Linked DNA regions of Homo sapiens: regions 1, 2, 3 and 5 are each linked to region 4. The links are chromatin contacts, found by Hi-C or POLR2A ChIA-PET in ENCODE. All regions are on one chromosome and are shown on one strand. Each heading gives the region's core, a stretch centred on a gene start or an enhancer-like site at or near the end of the contact. The rest is flanking DNA. Distances are from core to core; before and after follow the strand shown. Region 1 holds the start of FGD5-AS1 (FGD5 antisense RNA 1). Region 2 holds the start of RFTN1 (raftlin, lipid raft linker 1). Region 3 holds the start of HACL1 (2-hydroxyacyl-CoA lyase 1). Region 4 holds the start of RAB5A (RAB5A, member RAS oncogene family). Region 5 holds the start of RBSN (rabenosyn, RAB effector).

Region 1 (2,700 bases), core at 131-2,630, 5.0 Mb after region 4:
AACTCCAGCCTGGGCGACAGAGTGAGACCTTGGTCTCAAAAAATAAATAAATAAATAAATAAATCATATTCACATGTTTGAGGACCAGTGTCTTACTTTTTTGTATTCCCAGCCTAGCACATAGTGCCTGGAGTATTCGTAGCACTCAGGAAATACTTGATGAACTGAAAATGTATATAAGAGGCTGACGAAGGATTTGAATCTGGAAGTAAAGTGAGTTTCTGAGGCCCTCCTCCCAAGTCATGTATTCATCAGTAATTCATATGAAGGCTGTATTTTCCTCGACTTTCTTATTACATTGAAGATTTGTTCCTCACTACCGTTGCTATATTTCACAGCCTTTGGCTTGGAAACAAAGTGGGATAATGGACAATTACTAGTTCCAACCAACTCTCCAGCCACAAGCAGCCAGTTCTCGATCACATCAAATGCTCTTCCTCCAGGGCCGTTACACGGGATGTCCTGTCTGGAATGCCATTCCTCCCTTGGGTTCCTCTGTTCAAACATCACTTACTCAGAGAGGCCACCCTGACCATTCCATCTAAATTAACGCCTCAGGTCTTCTTCAGCAGGTCATTTGGCTTCTTTTCTTTCACAGAACTTATGACTCTCTGGAATTATTTGTCTATTCACCCCCCAGCCCCCAACTCTAGTGAGGGCAGGGGTCTTGTACAGCTGGTTCTCCAGATGTGTCCCCAGTGCCTAAAAAACTAAGTCAACATGTATTCAGCGAACGAATGAGAAGAGAATCACTCCCGAATTGTGCTCTCTCAAACCCCAAATACCCTTAACGCTTGCCTCTCCTGGTGGCTGTAATCCCATTTTTAACAATAACACCATTTTCAAGTGACTCTGAAGCTCGCAAAGTAGCGTTGCCTCCATTTTCTGAGTAGAGCCCCACAAACAATGCTCAGAAGGGAGGTCCGGCCTGGCAAGAATGCGCATGCCCCCCATTTACAGTCGATAAAATTGAGCCTCATTAGGGGATTCGCCAAGGCCGCTGCGAAATAACGAGCAGGAGCCCTGAAAAGTGTCCTGGTTCCGAAAACCTCTTCCCACGAGAGCGCATCGTGGACTCGAAATGCTTCATCACCTTTATTACTATTGTTCCTCAGTACTCATTCGAGACGCGTTCCAGGCGGAGGGAAGCAGCCCACCTGCTGACCCAAGACCAGGCGCCGGCCTCTCCACCCGGCCGCGCCCCTCGCGCCCCGCCCCCGGCCCCGCCCCCGCCGACCCGGCCCCACTCTTCGCCCCGGCCTCTACTCCCGCCCCGCCAGGGCTCCCGCGCCCCATAAGGACCACCCTCTTCCGCCTCAGCCAATCAGCAAAGCTTAGGGGGGCGGTGCCACAGGCCCCGGCCCTCCTATCTGGGCGCCAATTAGCCAGCCCATCCGTCGCTCACGAGGTCGCGCCTCGCACCCGCCTTCCTCCTTTTCTTTTACCCTCCCCTTCAGAAAAAACGGCGGTTGGGCTGCGACGGCCGCCAAAGGCGGACTAGAAGCGGAGGGGTGAAAATCCCGGCAGAGAAGGAAGAAGGGACTGCAGGCGGGAGGAGGAGGAGGATAAGGAGGAAGGGAGCCCGCCCAGCCGGAGCCATCTCCGTCGAGAACAAAATGGCGGCGCTGGCGGAGGGCCAACTATAAGGCGGGGCCGCGGCCATTCCCCCTCCACCCCCACCCTTGCGCCGGCCGGGCCGGTCAGGGGGAACCCGCTCGCTTCGCCCGGCCGCGGGCGGGGAGGGGAGGGGAGCGGCCCGGCCCACTATGCAAAGCGCCGGGCGCCGCCGCCGCCACCCCGTGGCAAAGGTAAAAGGGTCGGGTTCAGCCGCCGCCGCGGCGCCTCCATGTCCGCGCGCCAGGCCCGCCCCCTCCGCCGCCGGCCCGAGCCCGCCCGACCCTCTTTCAATTTTACCTCAGGATTTGGCGCCAAAGCGGCCTCGAAGCGGGTCCCGTGTCTGCGGCGGGCGGCCCCCGGCGCGGAGGGCAGGGCGCGGGGAGCCCGGGCTCCCGGTGTCGGCGGATGGCGGGAGCCCGGGGGCCGCGGGCTCGCGGGGCAGCGGGCGAGAGACGAGACGCCGAGGTGGGAGCGGGGTGGCGGGGACGGGCCCGGGGGCGCCGCCGGGGTCGCGGAGAAGGGGGGGTTTGTTATTGTTTTTGTCAGTGAAAGGTCAGAGTTCGTGACCCCGGTGCCGCCGCCGCCGCCGCCCGCGCGCTGGTAGGAGGAGGGCGAATGTTCTTCTTCCTCTTCCCAGCGCCAGCCTCGCCGCCGCGGCGGGGGGCGGGCGAGAACGCGATTGGCTGAGGCGCGCGCGCGCACCGGAACGCCGCAGCCGGCGCTCGGTCCATCCGGCCCGTGGGCTGTGGGGCCCCGGGCGGCGGCGGCTACGTAGCTGCCGCCGGCCTTGGCCGCGGCCGGGCGGGCGGATATGTGGCTTAAATGGCGCAGGCGTCGGGGCCTAGAGGCTGAAGGGCTGGTCGTCCTAAAAACTCGTGGACGTCGCGCACGGTTACCCGGACGCAGGCCCGCCCCTCTGGGGAACCGCGAGCTCCTCGCAGCTGGGTGGGGACCGTCCTCGCAGTGGCGGCCTCCACCCTGCCTTCTCGCTTAGCCAAGGCTTCTGGAAGGCTCGCAAAGTGTCTGTTGTTGGAAGAAGCCGGGCCCTGACTGGCGCGACGGATTCTCCCAGCCGCTCAGCAG
Region 2 (2,702 bases), core at 151-2,650, 3.4 Mb after region 4:
CTGCGCACTACTGTCTGAACCTGGACTTACGTGGTCACCTGGTCTTATTTTCTTTCATGTGGCAAGCTCAAGTGTAGGGGGGAAATGGGGGACACTGGGGATAGTGGTGGTGAGTGTGACACCAGGAAAAGGTGGGGTGGAAAGGGAAAGGAGAAAAACAAATAAAAACAAAACAGTGGTGAGGGAGGGGGAGCAAAACAGAACTAGAAAGGCTATGGAAAGAGAAAATAAGGAAGAAAATCTCTGAGAAGCTGTGGTAACAGGAAGAGTCCCTGAAAACAAAATAGTGCTTCCTTACTTGCTGGAGGAGTGTTATTAGTGCCAGAAGGACCTCATCGAAACACTGCTGGGCCCCTAAACCAGCCCTCCACCCTGTGTGCTCCAGTGCTTAACTTTGCCCACACAGGGTCTTCTTTGCCCAATTAGAAAATGGAGATAATTAATTAAATTATCTCACCCTTCTTGTTCTAGCCCCCTTAAAATAATGATAATAGCTAAGTTATAGAGTGGTTGCTAAACACTTTACATATAATAACCCACGAAGAAGTGCCATGTGACAAATAGGCGCAGAGCAGTTAAGTCACTTACCCAAAGTCACACAGCCAGTAAGTACTAAAGCCAGGAATCCAACCCTGATTATTTGACTTTAAAGTTCCCCCTCTTAACCCCTACACTGTAATTCTGCTTGGTTTAGTTTTACGAAGAAAATATTTTCTAATGGCTCCTTGCCTCACATCTTCACTTTACTAATGCAGCCTGGTTTACTAGTGCTTCACTCTTTATATAATTTTCTCCCTGGGTGCCTCAAGTTGCCACGCAAGGTGATTCTCCAGATCTTCTCAAACCTCTGGACATCTTAAGTAGGTAGACCAAGGGATGGCAACGGAGACAGTGGCATTACCCTTCCCTGAAGCACTAACTCGCAAGAGAGAATTTCAGCAGCACCTGAGATGTTTAGGGATGCTCCCACCTGTGGAATGGGGTCGAGAAATGGTCCTCTCTCAAGTCGGCCCCAACCCCACCCCCAGCCATCAGCACCTTGATGGCAGTCGCCCTTTCAGCATCCTGGCTCAAATCTTGAAGGATCCTTGTCTCCCAGGCGCTCTTCCTGACAGCACACAACCTTGATTAGGAGGGGCTGGGAGGGAGGATCGATGAGCCCCTGACCCCTGGGTTCTGAGGCTGCCAGGGTCGCTTGCAGCTCGGCCGCGTGGAGGTGACCGGGCGGAACTCCGAGGGGGCGCGGGGAGAGCTGGGCGGGCCCACCGCTCCAGCGGCTGCTGTCAGGGGCCGCGAGGCTTTCCCTGAAGATGCAGCGTAGCATATTTTGCACATGAGTTCAGAGGAAGAGGAAGTGTAGCCGGCGGACGCGCGGCGGCGGCGGCGGGGGCGCGTCGGGGCTGGAGCCGGAGCGCGCCGGGCGCTGGGCGCAGCGAGCGAGAGCGCGGCGGCCGCGGGCTCCGGCGAGGGACAGACGCACCGATCGCCGGAGGGACAGACACACGACCACGCGGCGCCACCGCCCACGCCTCCACCCACCGGCGCCCAAGTCCTCCCCGCGCCGCCTCCTCTGTATGGCACAAACTTTCCTCCCGGGACGGAACACGCTGCCTCAGGGAGCCCGCGACCGCGCCTTCTCCTCCGCCGGTCCCATACGGTAGGCGGCGGGGGGGGCGCGACAGGGCTTGGGGTGTCGACCGGCACAGGCCCCTCCGTTTGGCCCCATGGACCGGGTCTCTGGCGGGTAGTGGGAACCGCGCGTGGCGCCTCCCTGCAGGTTGCTCTTTGCCGGGGCTCCGGAGCTGCCAGAGCAGCACCCCCTGGCCCGCGTCGGATGGGGACCTGGGCTGATCCTTGGGACGCCTGGATCTTGGGCCAACTTTTTTTTGCGGGGAACGGGTGTAGGGGAGTCATTCCTGGAGCGATGTAGGGAGAGGCACTTCGGAGCAGCCTGTTGGGGGTCGTAGGCTCTGCAGGCTCAGAAGCGCCTAGGAAGGACGCAGAGGTGGGGGAGCTTGGAGGCTACAGGTGGGTCCAGGACACACTGCCGCTGGGGTCCTCGGAAAAGAACAGGAGGGAGCTGGTCGCGGAGTCCAGGTTTCCGGGGTGCGCGCGGCCTGGGTGGGGCAGGGTGGAGGCGGTGCCTGACTGCCCCTCTGCGTGTGCCCTGGGAGGTGGGTTTGCTCTGGGGACAGAGGTGCTGGACGTGTAGGAGCAGACATGCCGCGCGCTCCGAGGAAGCGCCGGAACCACCAGAAGCACAGGGACGCGGGTGCCGAGAGTCCCCAGCACTGAAAACGGGGATCTCCTCTTCTGTAAGGGATTTTCTTCCCTTGTCTTAACCCACTTCTCTAGACTCAAGGGACGCCAGGATGGATATGGGTCTGGGCGAGGAGGAGGTGGTTGTGTATTTCGGGAAGCCCCGTTGTCAGGCACGCGCACCCCAGTCCTAGGCCAGGGCTGGTGCCCTTCACCTCCGGTGTCGCTGCCTTTGGCAGCAAGAACCGCGTGGAGGCCAAGGTTGTAGAACCAGGCACGCTCCCTGCTGTCTGTCTGTGACTCTGTGCTTGCCCTCAGCTGCCCTGTGTGGTTATGGGTGATCCCTAGGGACGCTGGGTGGTGTCAGTGAGTTTCTTCGGGGGCTTAAAACAAACAAACAAGAAGTACTTTTTTAAAAAAAAAGTCTGGCTCAATCTCTGTCA
Region 3 (2,700 bases), core at 194-2,693, 4.3 Mb after region 4:
ACACGCTCTCTTGCCTGCCACCATGTAAGACATGCCTTTGCTCCTCCTTCACCTTCTGCCATGATTGTGAGGCCTCCGTAGCCATTTGGAACTGTGAGACCATTAAACCTCTTTTTCTTTATAAATTACCCAGTTTTGGGTATTTCTTTATAGCAGTATGAAAATGGACTAACACCGTCCACATATGCAGGGAGGCAACCACTTCACTCTCCTCTGCTTGGGGTGGGGTTGAGGGGTTGAGAAAAAGAGGGGAAGACCTTTTGAAAAGACCCAGGACTACAGTTTGAAAATGTCTGGGTTTAGAAATCGTTTCACTTCCAGTGCTTCTCACTCATTTCACTACCCATGACCCACTCCCCTCTCATCTCTTTACTGTCCACTTATCACTGTTCTTTTTGCTTAAAATGACTCCAAATCCTCAAAAAATTAAAAGTTCCACTGTTTATTACAATTGGAAATTTTATGTTTATTGTCACTGAGCAGAGGGTCTAATGACTCCAAGGCAGTAGTTTCAGATATTGCACATTGCAAACGATTTTCACACAAAAATGTTTTAAAAGGCTATCGGGTGCAGGGCTGGTTGTAGGTAGGGACCCAACCTAAGAATTATGAAACGCCATAGTTCCTAATTTTGGAAAGATATTAGCGGAGAGTAATATGGATTAGTAGCAAGGGCTGGAGAAAACAGTGCTCTATACTACCTTCAAGGTGCTCTTTTCATCGCTTGTGACCCAATGGCTGAATAGTGGGTAGGAAACAGGATTCAGGATCTCAGGCACGGTCTGGATCTACTGACTCTGAGCGTCATTTTATCTCTTGCTGGGGTACACATCTGCTTCTGGATTTAAGTAACGTGCGCTACAATAATTTAAGGACTATAAAACCACAAGGTTATGAGAGCGTAAACCACAAAGCGTGTAAGTAAATGCCTAGAAAACGCAACGCGGTAGCACAGCAGCAACGCACAAACAGCCCCAGCAAACGACGCGCGCCGGGCTTCCCAGCTCCCGGCAGCCTTTGCGCAGCCCTCCCCAAGTCCAACTGGGCGCCCGGGGCGGGGTCTGGACCGCACGCCCTTACCACACCCCCTCCGCGCCGCACCACGCCCCCTCCGTACCTGCTCTTAGCGCGCCTTCCGCCCTGAATATGCGCATGCGCCATTCTCCCTTTACAGCCCCGAAAACGCTCCAGCTGGCCGACTCGGAGACAATGGCGAGAGGCCTCAGAGTTCGGCTTCTTACCTGCTTTGCATAGGCAGCAATCTCCTGCTAGTCCCGCCTCCCTCTGGCATTCTGGCGCGCGAATGGAGGAGCCGAGAAGAGAGCGCAGTTCTGATTGGAGAACGCGCGTGTTTACATTCTCACCTCTCCCGGGAAGTGGACGAATTTAGACCGCCTCTTCCTTCCCGTTGTTTAAGGCAGTTGGTTGCCCTCCTGTCCGTCAGAGGTGCAGTACCAGAGGTGGCGTGCTGCCGATTTCGCGTTTGCCTTGCTGGATGATTCCGCTTGTTTGCCGGCTGCGTGAGTGCTTAGAGCTTTTCGGTGGAAGATGCCGGACAGTAACTTCGCAGAGCGCAGCGAGGAGCAGGTGTCTGGTGCTAAAGTCATCGCTCAGGCCCTGAAAACGCAAGTACGATGGACCTTCCTGGAATGAAAGGCTCCTACGGAAGCTGGCGGGGACCGCGATGTTGTCTTGGAGACGAGTAGAAATGGGCGATGGGGGTCGGGGGGTTTTCCTTTTAGCGCCCGGGAGGGAGGGAAGGATGTGGCGATATGGTGGGGCCTTGGGAGTTTACTCCCCTGTTCTTCGTTCCTCAGGATGTGGAGTACATATTTGGCATCGTAGGCATCCCAGTGACCGAAATCGCCATTGCTGCCCAGCAGCTAGGCATCAAGTACATCGGGATGAGGAATGAGCAAGCGGTGAGTATGGACTCAGGTGGCTGAATGCGTTACTGGGAATGATCAGTAATAGCGGTAGGTATGCATTGCAAACACCCAGATAGCGCTTACCACTCTTCTGCTACTTTACATATATCATATCAATCACTGTTGAATATTAACTGTTGTTACACCAAGTTGACAGATGAGAAAAGACACAGGTTAAGTAAAACTTGCCTTTGGTGACACAGCTGGTAGTAGCAGAGCCAGGGTTTGAACCCACGTATTCTGGGTCTGAGTCCATTCTCTTACTACTATACTGTATGTCATGATTGGAATGGACAGTTTATGAGTAAAGTCTGACTTCCCTATTAGGCTACAAGCTCCATTAGAGCAGGGATATTATTTCTTCACGACACATCTGTACCCCCAGTGCTTAGTGTGGTGCCTGCATAAGAAAGGTGTTCAGAGATTACCTGTGGGATAAATGAGTGAAGGCCAAGGCTTTGTTGTATGATTGGTTCGGGGCAGGGTGGAGGATATCACAAATGGTAGTGCCTTGATGGAAACTCAGATGGCTCAGATCCTAGCCTGATGCTTTTTCCACCACATCATGCTGCCACCTTTCTTAGAGGCTTATTTGGAAGCAGGATAAGGAAGATACGACGTTTTGTCAATCCACTTTAAGTGCATCCTCTGCCAATCCACCTTGCTCTTCTCTCAGTAGTGCGGGCTTGAAAGGTCAAGAATCCACTTCTGTGATATCACATACTCTCAGTCCAGCTGAGGCTAAATATTCCTGCTTTACACTCCCACCGTT
Region 4 (2,770 bases), core at 29-2,528:
GGAATAAAGTTTATGAGCAGTCTTGAGTATTCCCAGAGGTGTACAAGTGTTTTTTTCTTATTATGTGAAAGGCAACTGATTGAACGCTTTGATTCCATTTAAGCAAGACAAAAACCAAGTATGTGAACTATGACGTTCAGAACTTAACAAGTTTGAAAGTCTCAGAGGTAAGCAGCTTCCAGGGAAGATAACGCCAGAGCAAGTTCCATGGTCTCTACCCAGTGAAGGAGTTCAGCGGTCCTGTTATCTTGAATTTATTTAACGCTGTAGTTCACTACCTTCCAAACAGAAAACAAGTCTCTAGACAGCCTATTTTGACGAGCCTCCCACCCACCGACACTACTCATCTTTGGAAGTTGAAGATAGGCGGAGCTCCCCACATTGACACCTGCAGTAGGCCCAGGTTCCTGCTTGGAGAGCACCTGAGTAGCTAATAGCCAACTACAGATCGCCTGGATAAGCAGCACTCGCCAGGTCCCTTGGCCTTTCCAACCTCCTCCCCCGAACCTGCCTTGCTTTGACCGAGACCCCCAGGACTGCCAGGACGGAGACCAGGCGGAACCGCGGCCTCCAGTACACTTTCCACGGCGCCATCTTGAGAAGGGAAAGGGTGACACCCGTCGCTCCCTCAGTCAGTCCCCAAATCCCGGTCTCCAGAGCCCCTGGAGGATGAGTCACCAGGGCTGGCAGAACAAGACGCCGGGTTCGATAGTTCTCTGGTCCAGGGCACTGCTGCGCGTGAGGGAGAAGGGGTGGGGGGTCTCAGTACCGGCAGGGCCGCGGACAGGCTGGGGACCGCGGATAACCTGGGGTCCAGGCCCCCGCTGCGCAGGAGGAGGGGCGGTTCGGTTACCTGAGACCGCAGCAAGCCGAGCTGCGGGGCCGAAGCTTCCTGGCAGCAAGGCCCAGGCGTGGCCCGTAGGATGAGAGTGTATCTATGGCGGTGGTGGTGGCGGCGGCGGCGTCGCCTGCTCTTAGCGCCGCTCCCCTCACACTGGACTGTGCGGGGCTCGTGCCGTGGTGCCGCCCCTGTCGGGCTCCGTCTCCGCCTCTCGCCGCTCCCCCTTCCTCTTTCCTTTCTCCTCCTCCGCCGCCGCCGCCGCCGCCGGCGCTGGAGTTCCGACTAATTCTTCCTCCTCCTCCTCCCTCTGCCTCCTCCCCTAAGGCCAGCCGCCGGCTCCTTCACGAACCAAAACACAAACACTCAAGTCCCACCGCCGGAGCCACTTCCGCTGCCCGGTGCCGGCCCCGCCGCCACGTCGCTGCACGCAGCGAACTGCGCCACTTCGTCACTTCCCATCATCGCCAGTCCGCCTGCTCCTTCCGCTTCCTCGCCCCTTCCCGAATCCCTCCCCGCCTAGGTTTGTTCGCGGGGCGGGGCGAGGCAGGATGTCACGTGACCCTGCGAGTGGCTCAGATCCGAACTGGCCGCCTTTCTCCCCTTCCCCCACCCCAGGTACGCGCGGCCACGCCCTCTCCAGCGCCATTGTTATTTAGGCTGGGGGGTCTCTGGGCTCCTGGCGGCCGGGGTCGGGGGAAATTCCTTTACTATTCTTTGGGGGAAGATCAAAATAACTTGTGTTTTTTTGTTTGTTTTTTGTGCCCAGCCCTTGTGGGAGCGGCGAGGTTCCCTAACCCCAATCCTGGCATCTCGGCTAAGGGGCTTTATTAGAGGGAACTTGTCTAGCACGAGAGAACCTCCTCCCACAAAATGGCCCTGGGGTTGGGTAGGTCGGTAAAGGCTGCTAAATCGCATTTACCCCAAGGAGGAAGAAAGGACCCTCCCTATCCCAAAAGCCGCCTTTAGGCGCCTGACAATAAGAAGTCGCTTCTGTTAAGAGTTTACGTGGTTTTGGTAGGGGGCGGGGAAGGCCAAATCCTAAAATAGTGTCTGCCTTTTATTCAGAATTTCCCTTCGCTCTTTACTGTACTAAACGCTTTACAGGAATTATCCCATTGAATTCTTACACTCGAGTCTTTCATTCTGAAACTAACTTGTTAATCGTCTGTTCCCTACATTCGAATTTTAGCTCCCCTTGGTGGTCCTCACCGCTGTAAATCTATGTCTAGCCCAGTGCCTGGCAGCCAAGTCTTCAGTTCTAGTTGTAGATGTTTTATAGGTAAAGAATTTGAGACACAAGAGATTGAGTAACTTGTCCGAGATCACGGCTGTGTGGTGCAGAAGCTGGATTCTGATCTGCGGCGGGTTGGCTCCAGAACGTGAGTTGTTGAACACAATTCTGGTGAAAGACAACCCAAGATGTTCGTTACCCTCCACGGGGGACCTACTGAAGATGTGCTGCTTTAGTTGAATCCCACACCACATTCAGTCTCTGGCGAGGCTTCAGCCACCACCCCCTCCCCAGCCTCCGCCAAAAAAATTGTTTTGATAATTTAGTGGAAGAATATTAAATTGATTTTCCTTCAGAATAAAGGCTACTTTTCAGTTTGCAGTTTACAATGTATAGCTCTGTTGTAAGGGCGAGAATATTGTCTTTGAAGTGTACCGGGTTAAGGTATCTTATGGGCGTACAGTCGGCGGCATTGTGCAATTAAGATGATTTGAACTTTGAACAGCCCGTCTTTCAGATCAACTACCTAGTTGCCAGAAGAACGTAATGTGTCATACGTAAATGATACCTGTGGCATTTTATTCTCAAGGAGTTGTTCAATATGAACTATTAATCATGGTAATAGCTCTGGGACAATCCCAGGAGGAGTCAGGAAATAGGATATGTGACATCAGTTTTGTCATGTCAACAGTATGCCC
Region 5 (2,752 bases), core at 241-2,740, 4.8 Mb after region 4:
ACCGCGCCCGACCAAATATGTTTTTTGTAAATGATAAAATGACAAGCAAAAATCATGATGGTTTAATAAACGTTCATTGCCCTACCCAAAACATAGTCCTGCCTGTAAGTGTGGCTCGTTTTGGGACCTCGGTGGCTTCAGACTTTCAAAAGGGTGGTTTTACTCCCAAAGTCCTGGCTTTTGGGACCTAAGGCAGAAGCTAGTGATGGAGACGGGGAGCTTGGCATGTTGCTTTGCTTCTGACAGGTTAGGAAGCCTCTTCCTTGTCTCCATCAGTAAACAAAGGGAAGTCATTATTCGCTCCTGCAGATGTTGTAACGTTAAAAAAAAATTGGCCATCAGATTGAGAGAAAAGGCTAAGTCACTGGAGCCAATTTCTTTTGTACAGATGAGAGAACTCAGGCGAAGAAAGGGGAAAGGACCTGCTCAAAGCCACAAAGTAACGTACAGCCAGGGCTAGAACCCAGATCTCTAGACCCCTAGTTCACTGCCCTTTCACTGGTGATTGCTTTCCAAAAACTCAATGCTCTCCAAGTCCGGAGCCCCATGTCCTTAAATGGAAGGTGATGGAGGCTCAGTGCTCCTGTCCAGAGACCAGGTGGGGAAGACTTTTTGGAGGCAGGGAAAGTGAGATGGGCAAAGCCAATATGCAGGACACCCTCCTACCTACCTACCTACCGTGCAATTACCTCAATCTTCACAACACTGTGAAGCGGAGACTATCATTATCATCCCCATTTTACTTCTGTAAAAGGGGGCCAGTAACACTGCAGGGATGTAAACGGAGGCCCAGGATCGTCCCATCGTCCCATCGTTCTCTGCAGCTCTTGCTCCTAGAGGCTGGCTATTGCTAAGGTCCAGAACGTGTGCAGGGCACAAAGCAAATAGGTCTCCGGGACTGGGATGAGGTTTTGCCTCTCTATACCCCGTGGTACCCAGCACAGCGTAGGCACGGGGTAGGTCCTGGCTGATCAATCGTCCTGCCTTTTGAAAATGCCATCTTTTCCACAGGCTTGGCCATGCTGTACACCCCGGGATACACCTTCTCATACCAAGTCTCCACTCTCATGTGGTTCTATTCTTGGACTTTCCATCGCCTCCACGTCCCCTGAATATTTTTTCTGTCTCTAGCTCTCAGGAACTTTGATTCCTTGGCTGCCTTATTCTTTGTGCACTTTGGTCAAGAGCCAAAGATCTACTGGTCTCAGCTTTCCCACCTGTACAAGGCGGTGCAGAGCCATTGGCTGGCTTTGACGCGCTATTAGTTCGAATTCGGGACGTAAGAACCGCACAAAATTACCGAGCCCCACTTTCTCTCCGCTCCCCACCATCCCCTCCCTCGTTCGGAAAGCGCCTGCGCAGAAGCCGCCGGCCCGCCCTCCACTATTCGAATCCGTATCCGCCCTTTTCGCGCCCTCGAAGACTCGGCGCTCGACAGGCGTCTACCAGCTTGTCTTCCGGTTTCGTCGCCGCCGCAGGCGCACCTGCCGAGTTCCGAGCGACCGATGGAGATGGCGGCTGCGGCTGAGTGACGGACGGTGGAGGCCCAGAGCCCGGGCCTGAAGGGGGGGACAAACCTGGGTGCCCGCAGGAGCCCGGCAGGGTACATACAGAGGGTCAGGCCCAGTCTGGGGGGCGGGGACACGACTCCTCCAGAACGGAGACGGGCGGGCCGTGTGTGGTTGTGGTGGGTGTGACGTGAGAGGTGGGAGATGGGGCTTTCAGGCCGTGCGTTTCGCTTGTGTGTGCCTTTGATGATTGGGCTCTGTGTGGTTGTGCGGTTACGCGGGGCGTATACACTTGGGTTTGGTTGTGCAGCTGTGGGTGGAGTGGGTGGGTGCTTGTCTCCCGAGCGGTTGTGTTTGATTCTCTGGTTGTGTAAAGCTGAAGCGTTTGTATTCTGAGTTCGTGTGGAGATGTTCGGAGTGTTTTGTGTGGTGTCTGTGCGATGTGTGACGTTGTCATGTCTGCTTCACGGGATTGAGTCGTTCGTGTTGTGTGTGGTCATGCGATGTGTGTATAATCATGTTAGTTATGTGGGTTGTGGTTGCGATCGTGAGGCCGGGTTGAGTGCGGCTGTGGGATGTGTCGTCGATGCGGCATGTGGCGGGGTGACATTCATGCTGGATGTACGGCTGCAGAACATGTAGCTATATTTATTTTTTTTATTTTTATTTTTTTTACTTTTTACGTGATTTAGAGTGCGAGGGGCTTGCTTATGTGTTCAGTTATGGTTGTGGGGTCCAATTCGGTGGTTGTGTTAGATTTCTTTATGGTGTATGCTTAGTTATATGATTTTGGAGTTCATTCATTTCTTCGTTCATTCATGGAGCTTTATTGTGCTGCTTCATTGTGTGTGCCAGGTACTGTGCTAAACCCTGGGGAGACGGCGAAGTGGAAAACATATAGAGTCTGTGCCCTCCCAGATTTTACAGTCTTACTTGGTCACTTCACGTATGTACCTGCGGTTATAAATTGAGATGAGTGCTGTGAAGGAGAAGTCCATTCTGATGCTCTGAGTAAGAGGCATTTCTTTTGAGGAAGTGAGGTTTGGGTTTGGGCTGAGGCGTGAAGGGTGGTTGTGTGGCATGGATGTGGTGGGCTTTGTGTTATTTGTGGTCGTTAGGGGTGAGTGCATGGGAAGAAAGGGAGCTGTCAGAGTCAGCATCAGATGAACCACTGGCTGGGGAGGGAACAGGCCAGACCTAGGGCTGCTATATTCCAGTGGAAAAGTTATGAAGTCACTGGGTTT

Evidence for each region. A loop is a pair of places that touch in the nucleus more often than their neighbours do. ChIA-PET counts read pairs that join two places held with the same protein, here RNA polymerase II (POLR2A). Pooled maps may share reads with other maps.
Region 1: a map of CD8-positive, alpha-beta T cell shows a loop between it and region 4 (18-fold over the local background). The contact joins the promoter of FGD5-AS1 here to the promoter of RAB5A in region 4. A Hi-C loop is called at or near these places in 3 of 168 maps with a recorded cell type or tissue (CD8-positive, alpha-beta T cell and naive thymus-derived CD4-positive, alpha-beta T cell) and 7 of 50 pooled maps.
Region 2: a map with no recorded cell type shows a loop between it and region 4 (15-fold over the local background). The contact joins the promoter of RFTN1 here to the promoter of RAB5A in region 4. A Hi-C loop is called at or near these places in 2 of 37 single-sample maps with no recorded cell type and 7 of 50 pooled maps.
Region 3: a loop to region 4 is called in a map of CD8-positive, alpha-beta T cell, with 16 times the contacts of the local background. The contact joins the promoter of HACL1 here to the promoter of RAB5A in region 4. A Hi-C loop is called at or near these places in 2 of 168 maps with a recorded cell type or tissue (CD8-positive, alpha-beta T cell and naive thymus-derived CD4-positive, alpha-beta T cell) and 8 of 50 pooled maps.
Region 5: a loop to region 4 is called in a map of CD8-positive, alpha-beta T cell, with 16 times the contacts of the local background. The contact joins the promoter of RBSN here to the promoter of RAB5A in region 4. A Hi-C loop is called at or near these places in 3 of 168 maps with a recorded cell type or tissue (CD4-positive, alpha-beta T cell and CD8-positive, alpha-beta T cell) and 5 of 50 pooled maps. POLR2A ChIA-PET finds 5 or more read pairs at or near these places in 1 of 52 experiments (CD4-positive, alpha-beta T cell).

The regions. Positions count from the first base shown.
Region 1 is chr3:14,947,121-14,949,820 of GRCh38, reverse strand. FGD5-AS1 (FGD5 antisense RNA 1) reads left to right here and starts at 1,380. Exons shown (of 2, transcript NR_046251.1): 1 at 1,380-1,808. It overlaps NR2C2 (nuclear receptor subfamily 2 group C member 2), which reads right to left and starts at 2,238. Exons shown (of 14, transcript NM_001291694.2): 1 at 1,915-2,238. RefSeq lists enhancers at 334-1,021, 1,376-1,575, 1,022-1,709, 2,398-2,700 and silencers at 1,176-1,235, 1,626-2,045, 2,066-2,135, 2,186-2,615.
Region 2 is chr3:16,512,397-16,515,098 of GRCh38, reverse strand. RFTN1 (raftlin, lipid raft linker 1) reads left to right here and starts at 1,400. Exons shown (of 10, transcript NM_015150.2): 1 at 1,400-1,657. RefSeq lists silencers at 1-17, 1,171-1,240, 1,271-1,630 and enhancers at 1,921-2,000, 2,551-2,702.
Region 3 is chr3:15,600,312-15,603,011 of GRCh38, reverse strand. It overlaps HACL1 (2-hydroxyacyl-CoA lyase 1), which reads left to right and starts at 1,443. Exons shown (of 17, transcript NM_012260.4): 1 at 1,443-1,629; 2 at 1,818-1,922. The coding sequence starts at 1,549. BTD (biotinidase) reads right to left here and starts at 1,267. Exons shown (of 4, transcript NM_001370658.1): 1 at 1,118-1,267. RefSeq lists a silencer at 995-1,054 and an enhancer at 896-1,538.
Region 4 is chr3:19,945,605-19,948,374 of GRCh38, reverse strand. RAB5A (RAB5A, member RAS oncogene family) reads right to left here and starts at 1,278. Exons shown (of 6, transcript NM_004162.5): 1 at 854-1,278. It also overlaps a transcript of EFHB not described here. RefSeq lists enhancers at 1-593, 640-689, 1,210-1,259, 1,121-1,290, 1,216-1,385 and 1 more.
Region 5 is chr3:15,097,886-15,100,637 of GRCh38, reverse strand. It overlaps RBSN (rabenosyn, RAB effector), which reads left to right and starts at 1,490. Exons shown (of 14, transcript NM_022340.4): 1 at 1,490-1,603; 2 at 2,364-2,519. RefSeq lists enhancers at 1,403-1,532, 1,421-2,285 and a silencer at 2,623-2,702.